Regions from separate parts of the Homo sapiens genome. Here region 1 is linked to region 2. Evidence: read pairs that join two places in POLR2A ChIA-PET (ENCODE). Cell type or tissue: PC-9. All regions are shown on one strand. Links, peaks and the distances in the headings refer to the core of each region. The heading gives the core; the rest is flanking DNA. Region 1 overlaps TDRD3 (tudor domain containing 3). Region 2 overlaps LOC105370228 (a long non-coding RNA gene).

Region 1 (2,920 bases), core at 282-2,781, 60 kb after region 2:
GACTTGCCTTGTCTCAGATGAGACTTTGGACTGTGGACTTTGGGTTAATACTGAAATGAGTTAAGACTTTGGTGGACTGTTCGGAAGGCATGATTGGTTTTGAAATGTGAGGGCATGAGATTTGGAGGGGCCAGGGTTGGAATGATGTGGTTTGGCTGTGTCTCCACCAAAACCTCTACTTGAATTGTATCTCCCAGAATTCCCACGTGTTGTGGGAGGGACCCAGGGGGAGGTAATTGAATCATGGGGGCCAGTCTTTCCTGTGCTAGTCTCATGATAGTGAATAAGTCTCACAAGATCTGATGGGTTTATCAAGGGTTTCTGCTTTTGCTTCGTCCTCATTTTTCTCTTGCCATCGCCATGAAAGAAGTGCCTTTCACCTCCCACCATGATTCTGAGGCCTCCCCAGCCATGTGGAACTGTAAGTCCTGTTAAACCTCTTTTTCTTCCTAGTCTTGGGTATGCCTTTATCAGTAGCATGAAAATGGTCTAGTATATTCAGTTAGAAAGGAGTTAAGATGATGAAATTATATTTCATGCTAGGGCCTTTAATGAGGCAAAGAAGTAGGAATCTAGGTATCTTGCAGTCTAAGTTGTCATAGAGTTCAAGTCCACTGGGGTTTTACCTGAGGACTCTGCTAAACAGAGTTTACTCTTGTTATCTTGCAATTATGAGCACCAAAAAGGACGTGTATGTGTTACTGTTAGGACATAAAGCATGTAAAATGGGCTCCTCAGTATCCTTGCTCAGTTCACTGTACTCAGAATGGCAAGTACTGGCAACCCTTTGTGTCTGTGCTGAGAGTGCAAGTTGATATTCAGGGGCCTCTACTCCTAGGAATTGGCCACGATCTTTTCTCTAGGCTGCCTGCTGATTCCCTTAGTATGTTCTAATTTGAGTAATAATGAGATTTCTCAGGATCGTTTTGATTTGACTTCTTTCCTCAGTTTTGCTTCTTGGGGATGGATAGGGTAGGGTTAGTTCTCAGGCTACATGAGAATCTTCTTTGGTTGCTACATTTTGAAGTTGTGCAAGAGCTGGATGTACGTTTTCCCTTATTTTGGTTGTTGCTGATAAATTTTTTGACTGCCTTTTCTGGTTGTGGATTTTTTGCTTTGGTTTTATGTTTTTTCCCTGTTTAATTACTCATTCATCAAAAGTCTTTATAAACATATTAATTAGATGTTTCCCTAGTAAAGTTGATACATAATGAAAGTTTGTATATGCGTATATTAAAAACATAATGGCTGTACAGTACCATGAAATTTCAGTGACCATTTTTGTGCCTGTGTTTACATTGTTGTTAGTGCAAAGTGGCCACCCAAAATATTTAACTTTGTTAATAAACATATCTAGCTGCTCTTTGCAACACAGACACCTGCCATAGTACTCATTAAATTTTCTACTAGTTATAAAGACTTAGTTAGCTATGATAGTTCACAATTAAAAGACACTCTCATATAATTAGATGTAGTTTCTTAACAAATTGAGAGTTTAACAAGTTGAATTAAAAATTCATGAAGAAAAGAGTGCAGTGTAGTGGTATATACTTTTACAGTTACAGGGTAATGAGAATGGACTTAATACTTAAATAATACATGACAGAAATTATGGTGTGCCTACTGAAGTTTGATTATCTTGAAAGTTCAACAGAGCCTTGACATTTTTACTAGTTTCTACTTATGTGAATAAGCATTTATTTTGATATTATTTTAAGCAAAATGCAAAAGCAGATTAAATACGAAACTGGCCTGAGCTACATTTTTCCAATGCTTAAAAAAAATGCCCTGCCTTAATTAGGTTGAAGGCTAGGCTGATGTAAGAGAAGCCTGGAGAACATAGGTTTTTTTTGGTTTTTCTTTTTTTTTGGTCACAAAACAACCCAAAATAGTTAGACAGTTCTGCTTTGTGCTGTCATTTAAGGACCCAGGTTCCTTTCATCTTATTGCTTTGATGTCCCCTCACCCCTTGCTACTCCAAGTGTGGTCCACAGGCCAGCAGCATTGATATCACCTGGTAGCTTGTTAGAAGTGTAGAATCTCAAACCTCACCAGCATCTTAATTTTAGTAAGATTCTTATTAAAGAATCTTATTGCACATTAAAGTGATTCTTTTGCACATTAAGGTTTGAGGAGCAGCACTTTAGGGTATTGTCATTGTCTTCATGGTCATAGCAGAGTAGCTGACAAATTTGGGTTTCCCTAGCTGGAATGGGAAGAACAGCAGAGAGCCATAGAGTCAGTTCCCTGAGGAAGAGAGACATCGTATCCTTGGTTTCTAAGAACTTTAATCTGACATCTACCTGAAAGGGATTCTGAGAACTGTGGCCTAGCTCAGTGACTCTCAAACAAACAACTAGTTAAATCTTATAAACTGTAAAACCTTGTGGTAGTGTGAGATTGCTCCAAAAGTTTCTGTACATATCCAATCATGTGACAGTAACAGAGTTTGTGGATTGGCATTAATCCATGAACCACACTTGAAGTAGGTCATATTTGACATATTTGAATTTTTCATTCAGTGATATTGTTCAGCTTACGGTAAATTTGAGTGAATTGGTGTGAGTAAATGAGGCTCTATTTTTTTGGCCTTTGATACTTTTTGATTTAGTTTACTTAATATTCTTCTACTTTTTAAAAAATAGTGATATCACTTATTTTTAGTGATAATCTTACGTTTGTAAGGACTTTTCAGCTTGAAAAGCCCTTTTCCCTACATTATATGGCATTCTATAATAGTAGGTAGTATGGACTGTATTTGCTTATAAAAAGGGATTACAAGCCTTGTTGGTTTAATCATGCTGATAACTAGTATGACACATCAAGAAATGGATGCTTTTTTAATGAAATGATGCCTTCTTTTTATGTATTTTGTAACTTTCTTATACTTTTAGTTATTAATTAGTATTTGTTTTGAATT
Region 2 (2,920 bases), core at 328-2,827:
GGGTTTACCATGTGATGTCTTTTCTCAACCCAAAGAAAAGCTCTTTTCCTCTCATGGAACTCAGTAAAATGCCTTTAAGATGACCAAATATAACAATATTCCTCTATTTTGGGGGAAGTGTATGGTGAAGGGACTGGGTGAGAGGAGCTCTCCAGAGAGGTCAAGAGTCCTGTGTGCATAAAGTTTTGAAGCATGAAGAAACCTAGAAATGGGTATTCTTAACAGAGGGAGCCATATGCCAAAGATCCCAGGCATGAGAGATCCCAGCAAGTCTAGGAAATGCCAAAGAATGCAACATGGTTGGACCCTAGGATGTGAGGAAGGATTAGGGGTGACAGATGAGGGGGAAGGCTAAATATCTTGGACGTTATTCTGCAGAGATTTATAGGGCTTCAGATGACTGAAAGTAGTAGGGATATGATCAGATTCTTATTGTAGAACCATTGCCTGCTCATATAAAAAGCCCACCTAAGCCTATTCTGAAATTTACTTACTACTATCCTGATTCTCATTCAGTCTCAGAATTTAGTAAAATGAGATTCCTATAGTGGATGATTAACTGCATGCTCACTGCAAATTGGAACGTGTCAGAGAGTGTCCAGGAGGAATGAGGTTCTATTAGTGTGAAAGCAGCATCGTAGTCTCAGAATAAGAAACTACTGGGCACATTAGGTTGAAACTCTAGGATCAAGATAAGAAAGAACATGAATGGCATCTTCCTATTCAGTAACCTCCCCAGATAGCATACTGAAATGAAGAAGCAGCTCACTGAAAGGAAGGGTGGTAAGGTGAACCTGCTTGGTTTAGGACCTTAAATAAGCTATGAGTAAGGATAGCTCTTTTTTTTTTTTTTTAACTCCAAGGCGGAGTTTCGCTCTTGTCACCCAGGCCTGAGTGCAATGGCATGATCTCAGCTCACTGTAACCTCTGCCTCCCAGGTTCAAGCGATTCTCCTTCCTCAGCCTCCCGCGTAGCTGGGATTACAGGAATGCACCATCACGCTGGGCTAATTTTTTTTTTTTTTTTTTGTATCTTTAGTAGAGATGGAGTTTCAGCATGTTCGCCAGGCTGGTCTCGAACTCCTCCCCTCAGGTAATCTGCCCCCCTTGGCCTCCCAAAGTGCTGGGATTACAGGCACGAGCCACTGCGCTCAGCCTAGGAGAGATCATTTTTAAGAGCAGTTTAGAACAAAGTTTACATGATTCCCAACCCAGATCTAAAGACAGATTCTGCCAAGATTTTTTGGGAGGGGCACTGCATTGATAACCAATTGTTATGTAATTGCTGCATAACAAATTAACCCAAAACTTAGTGACTTAAAACAACAATATTTATTATCTCACAGTTTGTGTCGTGTCAGGAATCTGGCCATGACTTAGCTGGATGCTCTGCTTTAAGGTCTCTCACAGACTGCAATCAAGATGTCAGCTGGGCTGCAGAAATCTCAGGGCTCATCTGGAGGAGTATCTACTTCCATGGTCATTCCTGTGGTTATTGGCAGGGCTTAGTTTTCTTGTAGATTGTTGGCCAGAGTCCAGCTGCAGTTCCTTGCAATGTGAGCCTCTCCACGGGGCAGCTAACAACATGGCATCTGGTGTCCATCAGAGGGCAAGCACATCAGAAATCAGAACATTTTTGTAACTTAATCTTGGAAGTGCCCTATGCTCTATTTGCTAGCAGTTAATGTCCAGCCCACTTGCAAGAGGAGGAGATTACAAGCCATCTTAGGAGGTGTTTAATACAGGTAGGAAAACATGGGAAGAATAAGCCCCATTGAAAATCTCTCAATCTAGAGATAACATTGGAGATGGAGCCTGAGGTTGTAAATAAGGGGAACATGAGAGGCTGAGAAGGGGGATCTTCCCTTTTAAGCATTGGAAAGAGTATGGGGAAGAGAGGAGAGTCTAGAAGGTGGCAAGATGAAATACTGTCAGGATTTCTTAGGAAATAATGTGAGACATCTGCTGGGCAAAGAGTTATAAGATTGGAATTCCATTTTGCTGCTAATGACTTACTAAGCAAAGTTCTTCTGCATCTTGAAAATCTCGAGGTTGAACAGTCACAACTGGATGCAGGCTCTCTCCATAAAGCTGATAGGATGGCTTCTGACAGTCCCAGTCTCCCATCCTCCTATTCAGTAATCACAAGATGTTTCTGCCTGTAACATACATTCATTCCATAAAAGGGCTGGTTGGCCTGCCTATGTTATATGACCACTAGTGGACCAATCATTGTATGCAGGAGGGTGTAAGATCACGACTGGCCTACTCTGAGACTCATACCCTCGTGAAGGCTGGGGGCCTTGTTGTAGTCATTAGTACTGTTCAACAAATGTTTCCATTTCCCTTTTAAGCACATGTAAGGAAGGATTGCACTTCCTTGGCCTGTTGGAGTAATTTGTGGCTTTCTTTGACTAACGAAACTAAACAGAAGTGATGGGAGTTACTTTTTAAAAATATAACAGTTTTATTGAGCTATGGTTTACATACCATAAAAGCCACCCTCTTAAATTATAGAAGTCAGTGGTTTTTAGTATACTCACAGAGCTGCTCAACCATCACCACTAATTCCAGAATATTTTAGTCACCCCAAAAAGAAACTCCATACTCATTAGTAATTACTGCTCATTTTCTCCTCCCCCTATTCACTGTCTGTTACTAATCTATATTCTGCCTCTATGGATTTGCCTATTCTGAACATTTCATACAATATGTGGCCCTTTTGTGACTGGCTTCTTTCATTTAGCTTTAGCTTCTTTCATAATGTTTTAAAGGTTCTTGCATGTTGTAACTGATATTAGTACTTCATTCCTTATCATGGTTGAATAGTATTCCATTTATGGATATACCACATTGTGTTCATCCATTCATCAGTTCATGGACATTTGGGCTATTCCCATTTGGGGGCTATTACAACTAAT

What was found. ChIA-PET counts read pairs that join two places held together with the same protein. Peaks named below come from ENCODE experiments on the same cell type or tissue, not always from the same donor. Only the 100,000 strongest peaks of a DNase experiment are listed, where the experiment ranks them.
Region 1: POLR2A ChIA-PET joins it to region 2 with 8 read pairs; 2 of 35 experiments call an interaction of 5 or more read pairs at or near these places.

The regions. Positions count from the first base shown.
Region 1 is chr13:60,409,744-60,412,663 of GRCh38, forward strand. All of the region lies in intron 1 of TDRD3 (tudor domain containing 3), which reads left to right. Among named protein-coding and RNA genes, the nearest start is that of TDRD3, 14 kb to the left of the region's middle. In PC-9, for the core only: no CTCF peak of the experiment used is centred there; no DNase peak of the experiment used is centred there.
Region 2 is chr13:60,350,007-60,352,926 of GRCh38, forward strand. The region is part of intron 2 of LOC105370228 (a long non-coding RNA gene); the gene reads left to right. Among named protein-coding and RNA genes, the nearest start is that of TDRD3, 46 kb to the right of the region's middle. In PC-9, for the core only: no CTCF peak of the experiment used is centred there; a DNase peak (open chromatin) is centred at 1,545.